2 separate regions of the Homo sapiens genome follow, and region 1 is linked to region 2. The links are chromatin loops, found by intact Hi-C in ENCODE. Cell type or tissue: CD14-positive monocyte. All regions are shown on one strand. Links, peaks and the distances in the headings refer to the core of each region. The heading gives the core; the rest is flanking DNA. Region 1 has its middle 130 kb from the start of LIPC. Region 2 has its middle 77 kb from the start of LIPC.

Region 1 (8,338 bases), core at 136-8,135, 52 kb before region 2:
TTCCATATGCATGAATATTTGGAAGTGAGAGTCACCACAGGATGCTGTCACCTAAGTGATCCTGAATGGTCTCCAACACAGAGGACCCTCACTGAAAACGTCAAGATCTCTCCTCCCCAGCAAGAAGTACAGTTTAATTGAGGAAGAGTCTTGAAGGGACAGAGTCCTAAAGAAGGGGAAGCCCAGATTAAGAATGCCACCCACTTCCACATGCATGCACACGTGCACGCGCACACACACACATCTACTTTTTCCAAGGGTGCTGAAGCCATCCAGGCAGAAATAAACTGCTTTTAAGAAATTTGTCTTTGGTGGGTCTGTGCATAAGAAATTCCAGCACAGATGTTTGTCAGCAACAGACACTCTGGGCCAACACAGCAGCAGCTCTCCTTCCCTAGTGAGTTCTGGCTCCTGGTTTGCATCATCAACTTAGTCCTTCCATTCAGTCTATCTGGCCAGAGCCCTCCTAACTGCACTGGATCCCTCCCAAGGAGCAACCACATAATCCCCGCCAGGGCTCAGCCCAGACCTCTCCCTTGGTGCTCACAGCCATGGGCTCTGAAGGGCTTTCTGGGTCTGCGCTCTTCGCTCATGGTATTCCCCAGCCCTCTTAGGTCAGGGGCAGAAGTTGCTCCACAAGCAGTTAGAAACACGCCAGAAGAATGTGGTGAGTTTTCTGAGAGCCGCTGAGTAGCTGTGGGCCGATTCATGACTCAGTTTCATCCACTTCAGGACTCCCTGGGAGGCAACTTTCCCCCAGTTCACCTCTACCTCTCTGTGGATCACTGATTAAGCCTGGCTCTGCCTTCTTCACACCCTGGGCCTCCAGAGGTGACCCTCTGTGAAGCCTAGGCAGGGCCAAAGACAGGCCATCAGCTTCAAAGGAGAGGAGTGAGGTCTTTGTTTCCTTCACAGCAGTGGTTTTTAAACCACAGAAGTTGCTTAGAAAGGCCTCTGGGAACTCTCTTGGGGAAGACTGCAGGGGATGGAGGCCACAAGGACCTGTTTCTGTGTCTGTATTAGTCTGTTTTCACACTACTATAAAGACGCTACCTGATACTACCCAAGACTGGGTAATTTATAAAGGAAAGAGGTTTAATTGACTCACAGTTCTGCACGGCTAGAGAGGGCTCAGGAAACTTACAATCACGGCAGAAGTCAAGAGAGAAGCAAAGGCATGTCCTACATGGCAACAGGCAAGAGAGACCCAACGAGCAAAGAGGGAAGAGCCCCTTATAAAACCATCAGATCTCATGAGAACTCACTCACTTTCACGAGAATAGCATGGAGGAAACCACCCCCATGATCCAATCACCTTCCACCAGGTCCCGCTCTCAACATGTGGGGACTATAGGGATTACAATTTGAGATGAGATTTGGGTGGGGACACAGAGCCAGACCATATCAGTGTTAGATGAGCTAATGTGCTGAGGGCATTTCCCAGCACCTAATAAGGGTCCATACATCTCAGCTGTTACACACTGCTAGCAGGGGGCAGGATCTTCCAGATGCCAAGGGAAGAACTTTACATATGTTCTCCATGAAATCCTACTAAGGTTTCTGCAGAATAGGTATTACACTATCACAGTTTTATAGATGAAACTTGGACACGTTAAGTGGCTTGTCCAATGCCACACAGCAGCAGTATGTGGCAGAATCTGGTTTTGTATATGAATTAGTCTGACTCTAAAATGTGGACTCTTCCCCCTGGTCCGGGCTGTCTTATTTTCCCTTAGAAAAATCTGCAAGCTTCTCAATGCATGTGTTTCTTAAAATGACTAACAAAATACAAAATTTTTAAAAGGTAAACAAGAGCTATTAGGACAAAATCCAAAATGCCTGTCATTATAATCAGTGTGGGTATTGTAATGGAGCATAAAATGATGATCTGGCCTCCTGAAAGGCCAAAGAGTGATATAAAATACAATCAGTAAAATCTGTCTTCCTGAGCCCTCGTCCTCTGGTGGCTCTTCCTCCCACATCCCGGTATCTACCTCTATCCTTCTACCAGAAGTATTCTAGTGTCTACTGCTTGATCACCACCCAGGGTAGCATCCCATGCCCTGGTCTTATCTCTCCTCCTTCAGCTTGCGAGCCTGCCTTGGGTGATCAATTTTTCGTGCAATTTTTTGTGCAGGCATACAAATCAGAGAAAAAGCCATGTGCAAAAAAGAATTGGTCTGGGCAGCACAGGCAATTACAGACCAGGGCAGAGTACAGTGAAGGACCGTTTGAGGATTAGACAGGAGGGGCAGTAAGCTTATCTCCAGTGGAGGAAGCCTCTCCATAGGTCGTGGGCATGAGGGAGAATTCAGAACTGGAGTGTCTTTGGACACCTTACATATTGTATCACACAGTCTCCTGCCTACTTCACCACGGTTTTGGCTGCTCATTCTCTTCACAATCAGTGCAAGGTCAAACAAATTTTACCAAACAATCCTGGAAGAGCAGGATTATTTCCCTGAACATTGCATCCCCTTCCTACTCTGTTGGTGTGCGGGACAAATGCAGCTAATTAAATCTGATACTGAAGGCAGAGTACGTCAACCAGTGGTTCCCAGTTCCTGGGGGCTATGAAGATATTTCAGGGGTCTAAGAAACCATATGTGCACCAAGCACTTACTGTAGACTGACTATGCCTCCTATTATTGTGAACCACCATTTCACACATGTACGCAGATACTATTGAGGCCAAGGAGTTTCAGCTCAGAGAGAATGCTGAACACGGCAGGCCCCATGACAGATATTCCACTCCTTGCTTATATACCTGCAACATACCCTTCTTTCTTAACAGCTTTCAATACATCCTATTCATTGTAATGAGTATTACACAGCTATACACAACTCACTTGCTCCCAGCAAGAAGGCAACCAAAGACATGTGTTCTGCAGGTACTATGTGCAATGGCTAAGTCATGTGGACCCTTGAAAAGTTGACTTTCTGCAGCAAGCCCATGATCTTCTGATAATACTCCTCCAGTGTTCCTTCTGCAACCCTTTCTAACGATAGGTCCTCTCTATTCTGCAAACTCGGGGCAAATGGTGAATGGAGACACAACCAACACACCTGACAAATATGGTGGAAGGTGAACAGAGAATTTTTAAGCTGGCAATAAAGAAAATAATAACATCTATTTTGTTTTTTAAAAAAATGAAAGAGGGAATGGAGTAGTGTTATTCAATTGTCAGATACTTTAGCAGAGAGTGGAAAATTCACCTGAAAAAGAGGGAGGGACAATCCCCTTATTTCTACAACTGATCCTAAGGCTGTAGCTACCATTTATAACTCTCTTCTTCACCTCTTCCATGTTCCCTTTGCTTTTTGCCCAAGGGAGTAACTCTAACTTTTGCTATCAGAAAATCTTTTGGCTGCAAATAATAGAAAACCCAAGAGTGATTGGATCCAACTGCAAATACTAGAAAAGCTATCAGTGGTGTAAATAAATAGAGATTTGTTTTTCTCATATAGCAGGAAGTAGAAAGCAATTTCTGGTGTTGGTTTAGCAGTAATGCAGGTCTCTGGGTCACATCTCTGTTCTGCTCTCACGCTTTGCCTCCTGATCACAAGAAAGCCATCATGGGTGTCCAAGCCATGTTCAAGGCAAGAAGACTGAAGAGAGATTGACACCAGCTGCTTCCAGACTTTGTATCAGCAAAAGCAAAGCTTTCATAGGAGCTTCCAGCAACCTTCTCCTTCCATCCATCTTCCTGGCCAAAACTGAGTCACACCACCACTTCTGGCTGTATTTAAGGCTGTGAAATCAAATATCCAGCAAAAGGAGAGGGGAATGTCATACTGGCTTAAACCTAATGCAATTCTTTAACTGGGTCATCTTGAATAACCTTCCCCTAAACAAAATGAGCAAGAAAGACGTAAGGAAGTAACTGGGTAGATGGCACCCTTGCCTGTCTTGTCTAGTCACAGCTTTCTACTAACTTTTATAGTCCCTTGCATCATATTTTACAATAAGACCTTCCCTTGATAATCAACAACAAGGTCCTTTGCTAATACCCTGTAGCCCCAGCATTGATCAAATTGCTTATGGCAGTTTCTTGTTCTGGAGGATTTTTATCATGTCCATTAGAGGAAGTATCTCTCTACTGGGTAATGAAACTTCCAGACCAGCAGATTTCAGCTGCAATGGTGAGACTGCATCATCAGGCATAAACATGAGGGTCATGCTTACAGTCATGCCATGGTGAGACTGCAACATCAGGCATAAACATGAGATTCATACTTATGGTCGTGCCATGGTGAGACTGCATCATCAGGAATAAACATGAGGGTCATCCCCACCTCCACCCAGAGATTCCTGTGTCTTTTCCCCTCATTATGGGAGGAGACAGCACCATATAAGATAACCTAAAACCATTAATGTATTTACCATTGTTTTGCTCTCATTATATCTTTGCTCAACCAATCATCCCAAAACAAGAGTTATGTAAGTGTGTGAGAAATAATTTTGACTTCAAAAAGGGTTCCTCACACTCAAAGGAGGTTGGATCCTTGCTGGTACAGTGGGAGGAGCTCCAGGAGTTCAGAGACTTTTGTGCAAAACCTGGCTCTGCAGCTAGGTAACCAGCTTTGTGACCACGGAGAAACCATATCCTCTCTCTGGATCTGTTTTGTGCTCTGTAGGATCGGCATGTTGGACCAGATAACTGCGAAGGCCGCTTCTAGCTTGCAACATTTTCTGCTAATTTATTAGGATCATGCAACTCTAAAATCCTGCGGTCCTATTACTTTCAGCGTTTAAACTTCTTGTTCTTCTTAGTTTGTCTTCATTTCAGACACTAAAGATGGATGTCTCATTTCCACTAAAAAGAACGAGCTTTCACTTTAATTACCTAGAATGTTGTAGTAGCATGTAAAAAGACTCCCCGTGGTCGTCATGCTATATTATTTACAACTTCTATTTTCAAACATTTAAAAAAGGAAGGAAAAGGAACTCAGTTCAAAAAGTCTTAAATCCCCCCAAAGTAAAATAAAACAAACTGAAATTGTCTGGGTATTATTGATATCTTTCACCTTCTAGGCTAATTGGCCATCCATCAAAAGTTTCACAAGTTTCTAACAGAATTCATTAATGCCAAAATTCACTTATTCACACGTGATGCAAAAATGATGGTGTGTGTGCCATGGTGAAATAAATCTTCATTTAACAAATAAATGTCAAGAATATTTGAAGATTTTTTAAAATTAAATGTTTGGTTTTTCATGCCTCTCTTTCTGGCCAAAAAATGATTACTGGATGAGCTACAGAGAAAACTGAGCTGGGAATTACTTATTAAAACTGTCAGCTGCACTAACTGTGTGATCTTAACCAAGTCCTTTTACATTCTTTAGCTTTGAAATGGAGAGGATAATAAGGAACACTCACAGCTTTGGTGAGAATAAAATCACACCGGAAGTAACATGATAATATATGCCAACATTTTATTTTATTTTTTTTTATTTTTATTTTTATTTTTTTTTTTTTGAGACGGAGTCTCGTTCTGTCGCCCAGGCTGGAGTGCAGTGGCGGGATCTCGGCTCACTGCAAGCTCCGCCTCCCGGGTTCACGCCATTCTCCTGCCTCAGCCTCCCAAGTAGCTGGGACTACAGGCGCCCGCCACTACGCCCGGCTAATTTTTTGTATTTTTAGTAGAGACGGGGTTTCACCGTGGTCTCGATCTCCTGACCTCGTGATCCGCCCGCCTCGGCCTCCCAAAGTGCTGGGATTACAGGCGTGAGCCACCGCGCCCGGCCACCAACATTTTAATAAATTATAAAATACAATTAAAATTCAAAACTCATGGACTAAAATGGAAATGATAAAAAAGAATCATTTGTGAAATATGTGATTTGTAATTAATAATTTTGCTGGAAGTTCAAAAGATCCTGTACCTCTGATTTATTTGCCAAAATCCAAAGCAGCTGAATGCCTACTGGTACACATACACCCACATATGTACTTTCCTTTAAAAGGATTTTAGAAATTTGTTTTCGTTTCTTTGGAAAAATTAATTATTTACATCATGTTATTGTTTTGCAGGTACACATATGCCAAAACTTATCAAATTGCACACTTAAAATGGGCCTGGTTTATTATATGTCAGTTCTCCTGAAATAGAGCTGTAAAAATATTAATTCTAAGTAGTTACTTGATATGGAGGATTATATCCTGGTTAACTCACTCTTCCAGCTTTCTTCTCTTGCATTTCCCTTTGTGAAAGTGGCTGAACGTTTATCCAAATGGTGATATTTCAGAATGGCAGAGTTCAGGATATGCTACCTGGAAATATGGCACCTTGGCACACTGAATATTTTAAGCTAAAGGAATTTGAGAAACAGCATATGCAGAAAGGACCCTCTGACCTTCCCCTGAAGCAGATCATTAGACATTCATGTGAGAGGTGGCCTCCTTTATACCCAGAAGAAAGGAACATCCTTACCTCTGAAGACAAAGGGACCCAGGAACCTGAACGAGTGGGCCTTGCTAAGTTTCTCCCAGTTTATTACACTTAGCCCATGCCCCCTTTGTCCTGCCATGTTTCTCCACAACTCTCTGCTCTTCATCAAACGAAGGATAAAAACACTCAGGTTTAACCACTTTCTTGGGTGTTCATTACCTTATGAAGGCTCTCACATGCTTTTCTCTTATTAATCTGTCTTTTAGCACAGAAGGCCCTGCCAATGAACATAAGATGGATAGCAGGAAAAGACATGTTTCCTCCCCTACAAGAACAAGAGACAGAGGAACATAAAGAATTACAATGAGGAAAAAAAAAACACGGAAAATAATTAGTGAACACCTGCTTTACGTCAGACACTGCATATATTCATTTGATTTTCCCAAAAAGCTGATGAGCTGGGTATTTGCTGTCCACTTGTTACTGAGAAGGAAGCTGGTACTCAAAAGACAAAATGACTGAATGTCATAGAGCAGGATTCTCAATTTGTATGCACAGTGAAGTCACCTAGGGAGCTTCAACGATACTGGGTCCCACCCCAGAGATTGTAGCCTGGGCTTTGGCATTCTTTTTTTTTTTTTTGAGACGGAGTCTCACTCTGTCGCCCAGGATGGAGTGCAGTGGCGCGATCTCGGCTCACTGCAAGCTCCGCCTCCCGGGTTCACGCCATTCTCCTGCCTCAGCCTCCCGCGTAGGTGGGACTACAGGCGCCCGCCACCACGTCCAGCTAATTTTTTCTATTTTTAGTAGAGACGGGGTTTCACCGTGTTAGCCAGGATGATCTCGATCTCCTGACCTCATGATCCACCCGCCTCAGCCTCCCAAAGTGCTGGGATTACAGGCGTGAGCCACCGCGCCCGGCCGGCTTTGGCATTCTTAAAAGATCCTCCAGGGATTCTGTCGTGGAAAGGGTTTAGGAACCACCATCCGAAAGTAGTTGGTGGAGATGTTAATTGCCCCAGTTCTTCCTTCTCTCTGGGTAGACACTCTGCCTAGACACATCCACAAGGCCACACCACTTCTGTAGATTTTGAACAAGCTTCATATTAGTTGGTATACAGCTGTTGCCTCAAGCCCCCGTTCTCTCCAACAACTTCACTTCCTTTCTCTGGCTCCCCAGCCTCTCCTCAAAACCCCTCAACCCAGCAACTAAAGAGTTGGAAGACTCTGACTGGCCCTACGTGCTAAAAAGGTTATTAAATACCTTGGAAATCATCTCTACCAGTTTTAATACTCATTCCCTTTTCACAGTACTTCAGTGCACGTGGACAGAGTCTGAAAGAAGATTTTGGGCAAAAAGCTTCCTGAGCATAGGTCACACGAAGCTGAAAATCCCTACCCGACCTGTCCACCATGCTGATACTAACTGGTAAAGCCAACAGCAAATTGGGACCTTTGCTCAGTTTTTGCAAGAGACCTCTTGGGACTGTGAGGTCAAAACGTGTTTTGTTCTCAAATATACCAAGTCCATAGTCAGGTGAACTCCATGCTCCATGAGTTGTCCAAAACAAAACAAACAAAAAGAAAAAAGCAAGACACACTAAGAAAATAAAGGGAAAAGAAAGACCCAGGAAATGATCTCACACTTCCCAACCAGCTCCTTCTTCCTGTAATACAAAGAACAGGCCCAATAAGTCTGAGGTTTGAGCAAAGCATTTCTGTCCTCTCTGGGGCAAACAGGAGGGACTGCAGCTTTCCATCATTAGCCAGAGTAAACCACATTAAATAGAACAATCAAGCAACATGCAGGGACCAGCTAGAAGCATGTGTCCCCTGTAAATCTGGTCAGAAATAGTAAATACAGGAAACGGAGACAATATGCTGCCCTATTAGTTCATTCTCTTTCATAATTAACAGCAGATGAATGTAAGCAGTGATACAATCTT
Region 2 (8,338 bases), core at 264-8,263:
CCTCAGCCCGCAGTGCATCAGCTTCATCAGCTTCTTTACACACAAATATCACCCAAGGTCCACTGTCTTTCCAGAAGTTTGAAAAGCCATTCAAGGTCAGGCATAGTGTAATCCTAGCACTTTGGAATTTCGAGGTGGGAGGATTGCTTGAGCCCAGGAGTTCAAGACCAGCCTGGGCAACATGGCAAAAACCCATCTTTACAAAAAATACAAAAATTAGCCAGGTGTTGTGGCACACACCTGTAGTCCCAGCTACTTGGGGGGCTGAGGTGGGAGGATCACTTGAGCCCAGGAGGTCAAGTCTGCAGTGAGCTGTGACTGCACAACTGCACTCCAGCCTGGGCGACAGAGGGAGACTCTGCCTCCAAAAAAAAGAAAAAAGAAAAGCCATTCAAGCGCATATTTTGTAGTGGACCCTATGATGCAGCCCCAGATCCTTTTTCCAAAACTAAAGACCTTGTCCCCCAGCTTCTGAAAGTGACATGGAGGCCAGCCCCAGCAGTCAGCCATTGGGGAGATGCCTCAGCTGCATGAAAAGTCCCCTCCTCAAGGTCAAGTCATATCCCTGCTTGATACAAGGGTATAAATGCCAGGTTCTCTGGTTTCAACTCAGGACAGTTCTGCAGGGTCACCCCATCTTTAGACCTGCCCATAGGGTCTATGCTACAGCTTCCCTGAGACTACCATGGTTGGACAGTCCCTAATAACCTTCCCACATGCTAGTCTCTGTCTCAGAGTCGGCTTCTCACACAACCCAGAAATGAGATGCACATTTTAAAAGAAAGGAAGTCCCACACAGTACTCATTCGGAGTATCCAACTTATAGAATTCATGACATAAAGTTCTTTTGATTTTGGTGGGCTGATTCTCCCATCTGATGCCTCTGACAAATGAAGACCCCACACGTGTATACCTCTATATTTACTAGATTATACCTTCCCAGAATAGTCGTGTTCATCACTATTGTAAAAGAAACTTGATAGTAGTAGGTAATTCACTAGAACTCTTTTTCATTTTTGCCAATCATTAGGTGAAAAATTGGTTTTCACAGTGTTCTTTTAATTGGCATTACCCCAACAGCTATGGGATGAGAACGTTTTTAAGTGTTTATTTTATTACCTGTTCATATACTTTTCCCATTTTTCCTTTTGTTTCACCTATAATTTTTCTTATTAATTGGTAATAAATGTTTGGATATATGTTGCTTTCTTGACTTTTTAAATGGTGACTTTCATCCCTTTTAACACATTATATGTTGGTTTTTCCAGAATTACTTTAGTTTTAGTTTTAAAAATCCATATATACAGAAGCATATAAAGAAGAAAGTAATAAAAAAATTTTTCTGCTTTGAAGTTCTTAATTTTTCCTTGCAATTCTTCCATTCTCAATTTTCATAATTCAGATAATCTTATTTCAAGCTTTACATATGGTTTTGAATTCTTGGTTTTTCACACAATATCCTATCATAAGCATTTCCCTGGCCCATTAAAAGCCTTAATAAACATATTTTAAATGTTATCATATGAAAAACTATTATTTAATTTAATCCCTTCAAAAGTGTCAGAAATGTGGGTCATTCCCAGTTTCTACCTATTATAAATAATATTATTATGAGCTTCATGTGCATAAATATATTTGCATTCCTAGTTGTTTCCTTACAATTCTCAAGAGTGAAATTAAGTTAAACCTATTAAGAAAGTAAAGGAATAAAGAATGATTACTCCACAGGCAAAGCAGTGGCATACACCACTGTCACTCATTTTTATGATTATTTCTTGACTATATACAAAACAAGGGGTGGATTATTCATGAGTTTTCTGGGACAGGGGCGGGCAATTCCTGGAACTAAGGGTTCCTCCCTATTTTAGACCATATAGGGTAACTTTCTGTCATTGCCATGGCATTTGTAAACCGTCATGGTGCTGATGGGAGTGTATTTTAGCATGCTAATACATTATAATTGGCATATAATGAGCTGTGAGGATGACCAGAGGTCACTCCCATCACCATCTTGGTGTTGGTGGGCTTTGGCTGGCTTCTTTACTGCAAACTGTTTTATCAGAAAGGTCTTTAAGATCTTTATCTTGTACTAACCTCCTATCTCATCCTGTGACTTAGAATGCCTAGCCTCCTGGGAATGCAGCTTTGACCCACCCTCTATATGAGATGGAGTCACTCTGGTTCCACAGCCTCTGACATTTCCCCCTTCCCTTTTATAAGAGAACCCTTAACCCTAAGGGTTGTAGAGGGACAAAGATCCATCTTCTGTAACTTCTTCAGGCTGAATGGGGCGATCATATTCCTGCCTAACTGTTAGGGTCTCTTGTATTCAGGGTAGACAAGAGCTCAGTCAGAAAGCATCAGTATGTCAAGGGCCACTCATAACTCAAGTTCTGACAAAAGATGATATCCAAAGTTGGCCAATCATTGCTGCAGTCTATTTCCTTTGGGTTGGAGGTCTCAGTATCATCCTTTCATGGTTCGCCAGAAAGATGTTATCAGAAAGGGGTCCAGATCCAGACCCCAAGAGAGGTTCTTGGATCTCACACAAGAAAAAATTTGAGGCGAATCCACAGAGTAAAGTGAAAGCAAGTTTATTAAGAAAGAAGGAATAAAGAATGGCTACTCCATAGACAGAGCAGCCAAAACATAGAGACATTTAAAGGCTTTTGTTAATATAGCTCAGCTTATTTTGAGGACTCATTTGCAAACCAATGTTTTACATCTGAAAAGAAATAGTGCAGTGAAAGCATCACACTCAAGCTTGTCCAAGCTTTGGTGGTTGTGGTAGCAGTGGCTTGGGATATTCAATATAAACATATTACATTTACTGTCTATAAGCGACTATTTTGGGTACAAGAGGAATGTGAATAAGGGTGACAGGATCCTGGCCTCAAAGAGCAAAGGATCTGGGAGAAAGATGAACAATCACTGATCAGGTATGACACACAAAAAAATTCAAACAAATCCTTAACAAAATTTTAAGTCGGTTTGTGGAGGGGGTACTATGGTAAAACAAGGCAGTTGGGAAGATAACTTCTTATACTGTGGTCTCAAAAACCTCCTAAAGGGCAGTGGCGCCTTGTTTTTATAATCAATACTAGCAGTACCGTACATTTATACCAAGTCTAGGATTTGGAAAGTGGTTTGAGGATTTTCCATAATTTCCTAGGTTTATGGGTTTTGCATCTTTGCTTTTATGATCTCCTGTTGGCCACCACTTGGTTTCCTTGTTACCAAGTCACTGGCACGCAGCCGCCATATTTTTCCGGTAGAGTTTCATTTTACAGCAGCCCATTCTGCACCAGGGGCTTGAGGACTGCACTGTGTCTTCAAGGCGGGGGCCGCTTACATTCGTTGCTGTTTAGGCTGTTTGCTACTGGCCCCCGGAGGAGGCTCTAGGGGATGGAGGGAGACCTGCCTTGCTGGCTTCCAGCAGCACACGCTTTTTCCCCTACTGAAAAGCTGAAGGGACCTTCAACACCACAACCAAACTTCAACAACTTAAAGACAGCGCTGTGTGACGGCCCTAGAGTCAGAAGTTCTGAATTTGACCTTGGTTTCACCACTTAGCAGCCATCTGATCTGGACAACCTGCTTACACCTCTCACCTTTCTTTCCTCAACTGTAACACAGAGCCAAGAAGGATCATGGAAAGACAAAAAGATAATGGATAGGAAAACACTTAAAAAGAGGAAATTGTCTTTGAAATATCAACATTTATTATGTTTTTAAAAATCTAAATGAAAGATTTTGTAGTCCCTCCTCTCTGAACAAATTCTGATGTCCACACTAGGGGCAGTGGGGGACACTGATGTATTCTTTGTCAATTTTAAAATGCATGGTTTAAAGTGATGTGACAGAAGAACCATTTCTCGAGCTTCATTCTGTCCCTGGAGAGGCAGACTTTAGCTAGCTAAAAACACATTTGAGTGTGTGGCTAAGGTTTTAAAAGTTAAGGGGAAATACGCCGGGACACAGTGGCTCAAGCCTGCAATCCCAGCGCTCTGGGAAGCCGAGCAGGTGGGTCACCTGAAGTCAGGAGTTCGAGACCAGCCTGGCCAACACAGTGAAATCCCATCTCTACTACAAATACAAAAAATTGGCCAGGCATGGTGGCATGCGCCTGCAGTCCCAGCTACTTGGGAGGCTGAGACCAAAGAATTGCCTGAACCCAAGAATCATGCCATTGCACTCCAGCCTGGGCAACAGAGTGAGACTCCATCTCAAAATAAATAAATAAATAAGTTAAGGGGAAACTTGGAAGGATAGCTAAGTGGGAAAGTTTCTTTAGGGTTTACAAGTTGATACCAGGCTTCTCTCCTTAACCACACAGACTTCCAAGCCATCGGCAATTATCTTCCACTCCTTGGTCTATAAAAGGGGCATTCAGGGAGCAGATATTGACATGGTTGGCGGAGGATCAGATACTCAGCCAGGCTTCTGGACAAATGAAGTTCAAAGGATGTGCCAGCAAAGATTTTCAAATAAGAGCTTCTACTTTGTGAGCCTGAGAAGAAACCCGCAGACTTGTTGTTTTATCCCACTTTCACTGGATAGAAAAAACACACATAAAACATACACTTTCTACACACCAAGAGAAGGAAATATTACCCCCAAGTGATTTAGTTAGGCACACCTGGAAGCCAACTCAAAGAGACTACATTTTCATCCAGAGAAGCTCAGGGAAGAGAGAAAAGGGACTAGAACATGCTCCCCAATCAATCTCCCGACCCCGTTGCCACCCAGCCATGTCATCTGTTCCACCACAGTCCCTGAGAGCAAGACCGAGGCTTCCATCCCCACCCCTCCCTCTCCATCCTCACACACATGCCCTGGGCCAGGCTAAGGAGGCGTTGCATGGATCGGCCTCCCTGGCTGTTCACCCCACTCCACTCCCCATCTGCCTTCAAGGATCCTCCCCTGAGCTTAGCAACCTCTGGAGACCCCTACCTGTTCAAGAGTGAAGCCCAGGTCCCCACATCTAATGTCTTCCAAGCACTCCCACCCGCCACTAGGCAGTGCCCAGCCCCCAGCTTTGCTCTCCCCGGGGGCTTCCTCTCACAGCTCTTTCCTACAGATCCTCTTTCTACCTGCAGCCCTGAGATCCCCACACCTGCCTGCACTTGAAAGAGGGTCCAGGCAATTCCCAGGACGCCCTATATATAACTCAGCTCCTGCTCTGTGAATTCACAGCCCTGGTCATGCGGAGCATGCGGAGCCCTGCCTGCTCCCCGCCCAAAAGAAGTGGTATTTTTAGAGGGACTGCAGAGTGAAAAGGGTCAGCACAAGCTGCAGTGGCAAATCCATTGAGTAAAAACACTTAAGTGGAAAATAATAATAATGATGAGAGCTAGTGCTTTCAAAGGCGCCTTCCTATTTGCATGTGCTTTCACATCCATCATCCCTCTGACTCAACATCATTCAGTGGGGAAAGGAAGCAGGTGTTCGCTCCATTTTACAGACAAGAAATATAAAGCTGGAGGAAGTTAAGCGCCTGTGGCAGAACCCAAAACTTGGGGGTTGTTAGTGCTCAAGGCCTCCTTAGCTTCTGGCAATGAAGAGCGAGCACTGGTGAGAGCAGGGAGTTTGAGCCCACCCTGCTGGCCTCCTTTCAGGTTCCAGGCCACCCTGCCCAGCACAGTCAGCCAGCAAAGACAGCGGGCCCACCTGCAAGAGACAGCGCAAGACTCACCCCTCAGCAAACGGGAGCGTGTTGTAAAACAGAATGTCCCAGAGAACAATGTGGAGGCTGGCATCCTGATTAGAGACTCCTACGGAGTGAGGCCTGGCTACCACTAACAACAAACCATAAAAGCCGAGCCGCAAGAGTTATGACCCTCCATCCTCCAGGAAAGCAATAAAACCACGCTCCACATCCTCTGAACTGGGCACAAATGGATGGCCGGTATTGATTATAGACAAAACAAATCAGCCACATACCTTCCCTGCAGCATTTCCCTCCTCCTCTCCCTGACACCCTAAGAGGCGGGTTTTGCCATGTGTAGCTGGCTCTTCTTTCTTCCAACAAGTGGGAAGAACCTGGTCTGGAAGGTGGCTCCTGCCAAGAGCAGAGCCAGCACATGGACCTGTGGATGGGGGTTCTGAGCAGCTGTCTGTGGTGAGGGGCTTATACCAGATAAAAACGCTAGGGCTGCCCTCTTTGGCAGAAGGAAGGGAGCCAGGGTCCAGACACGGTGGCTCACACCTGTAATCCTATCACTTTGGGAGGCCAAGGCAGGCAGATCACTTGAGGCCAGGAGTTCGAGAACAGCCTGGCCAACTGGTGAAATCTCATCTCTACTACAAATACAGAAGTCAGCCAGGTGTGGGCGCACACACCTGTAATCCCAGCTACTTGGGAGGCTGAGGCAAGAGAACTGCTTGAACCCGGGAGGCGGAGATTGCGGTGAGCAGAGATTGTGCCACTGTACTCCAGCGTGGGCAACAGAGCGAGACTGTCACAAAGAAAAAAAATAATAATAAAAGGAAGGAGGGGAGCTAGGGAGGACACCCCTCCAGCTCTTCACCTTAGGCGCAGCACCTCTCTCCCTCAGGCTGCACCCCCTCTGGCAGATAGAGGTGGGGGTCAGGGGCTCTGACACTGCCCAACCTCACAGGAACAAGAAGGGGATTTCCTCTGCATCCCACATGAGCCGGAATGTGGGGGCCCACTTTTCAGGGCCATCTGACTGTTTTCTCCTTCTATTTCTAGCTCCAAAGCTTCGCTGTCTTCTTAGGAACTCACTTCTCCTCCTAGGAAGAGAAAGGTGGGCAACTCTTACGGAGTATTCATCAAAGGAAAAGGGCCCTAAGATGGGAAGGAGACTCCAATATCACAGTACTCCTGCAAACACTGACTCATCTCTCCTGAGGTAGCCCTAAGGAGCAAATGGAAAAACTAGAATTAGGATTAGGGTTAGGATTGCTATGGGTATTTGAGGTAGAATTGGTATTGGCATTAGTATTTGGATTCATATTAGTATTTGTATCCATATTGGTATTAGTATGAGTCTTAGCACTTTATAAGGACAAATAGTGGGTATCACTAACAGCTAGGAAGTCCAGTGCTGTCCCATCTTGTACTCTACTCTCCATACAGACTGGAGATTGTCTCTGGCAGTAAGCACAAGCATGAAGGCTCTTGAGTTCTGTTTAACCCAGGGCCAGCATGGGATGGCAGTGCACCCTCCTGGGGCCCCAAGAGGAGAATGGTACAAGCCAGGTCTTAAGCACAGCTCCCAAAACTTGCGTCAGGTCAGGGTTACAGCAAGACAGTGGGAAATATGTCCAGATATGAGGACAGGAGGCCAGAGTCAATTCTGAATGACATCATAGGATATGATAAGGATTTTTCCTACAAAAATGAGTCACCATTCAGGTCCTGGAAGCTCTCTTAAGTCCCAGGATCCAGGGCCAGGACCCTTTCTCTTGCCCCCACTGCACTACCCCTCACCTGCATGCACACACACACACACAACCACACACATTCTGCAGTGAGCCTCAGTCACCTAACATCACTCTATTGCTTTGAGAACATTCGCAGAGCAGGAAGTCAAGCTTGTTAACTTAGCCAGGGTGAGCTTGAGGCTTGTTCCACAGGCGTCTGTCCCAGGCTGGCTGGTAATACCTCATTCACGGAGACTCTACACCACCTCAGCACTTTTTTGTGACAAGAAACCAAAGCTTCCAGGCTTCCCAAAGCATCAACAGGCCTGCTCTTTATGGGGCCCTTTAGCCTGTGATCAGCCCCGAAGTGCAGAGGTCTTTTGTGGGTAACAGGGCCCAACGTACCTTAGTCACCTTCAGTATCAGATGTCCTCCCAGGAAGGGCCAGCACCTCCCATCCAATCTTACTCTCACCTCACATCATGCATGGGAGGCCTTAGTATGAGACTTCACATCTCTGGGACTTTCCACCGCAGGAGGCCAATCCAAAGCCAAGGGTTTCCTTCTTTCATGTTATTTCATGACATAAAAGAAATCACCCACCCAGCGAGCTAGAGTCTGAAAAATCTGCATATTCCCCTACATTAGCATCCCTTTGATCTGTAAGGATGCAGAGGGAGGCATACCGCACTAGACTGTGGCAGCAGCTTCATCCTTTCCAGTTCATTTCCTACTTCCTGCTTTGTGGGCATAGATTCTCACACATACCTGGAAACCAGGTAAGCATCTGGACCAGTGAAATATGTGACTTCTGGAAGCCCATTAGCAATCAAGCTCTGGTATTAGAGTTAAACCTTTGATAACACAAACAAAGCTGCTTGTGCTTCTATTTCACAGCACTGGAAAGAGTTCTACAATTTCCCAACAAATGATATCTGAAAGCATCATT

The links. Hi-C counts contacts between places; a loop is a spot of excess contacts. Peaks named below come from ENCODE experiments on the same cell type or tissue, not always from the same donor. Only the 100,000 strongest peaks of a DNase experiment are listed, where the experiment ranks them.
Region 1: a loop joins it to region 2, with 1.8 times the contacts of the local background. A loop is called at or near these places in 7 of 110 quality-filtered maps.

Annotation. Positions count from the first base shown.
Region 1 is chr15:58,298,870-58,307,207 of GRCh38, forward strand. No RefSeq gene overlaps it. Among named protein-coding and RNA genes, the nearest start is that of LIPC, 130 kb to the right of the region's middle. In CD14-positive monocyte, for the core only: no CTCF peak of the experiment used is centred there; DNase peaks (open chromatin) are centred at 182 and 4,162; H3K27ac peaks cover 1,235 bases.
Region 2 is chr15:58,350,353-58,358,690 of GRCh38, forward strand. No RefSeq gene overlaps it. Among named protein-coding and RNA genes, the nearest start is that of LIPC, 77 kb to the right of the region's middle. RefSeq lists an enhancer at 7,420-7,499. In CD14-positive monocyte, for the core only: no CTCF peak of the experiment used is centred there; no DNase peak of the experiment used is centred there.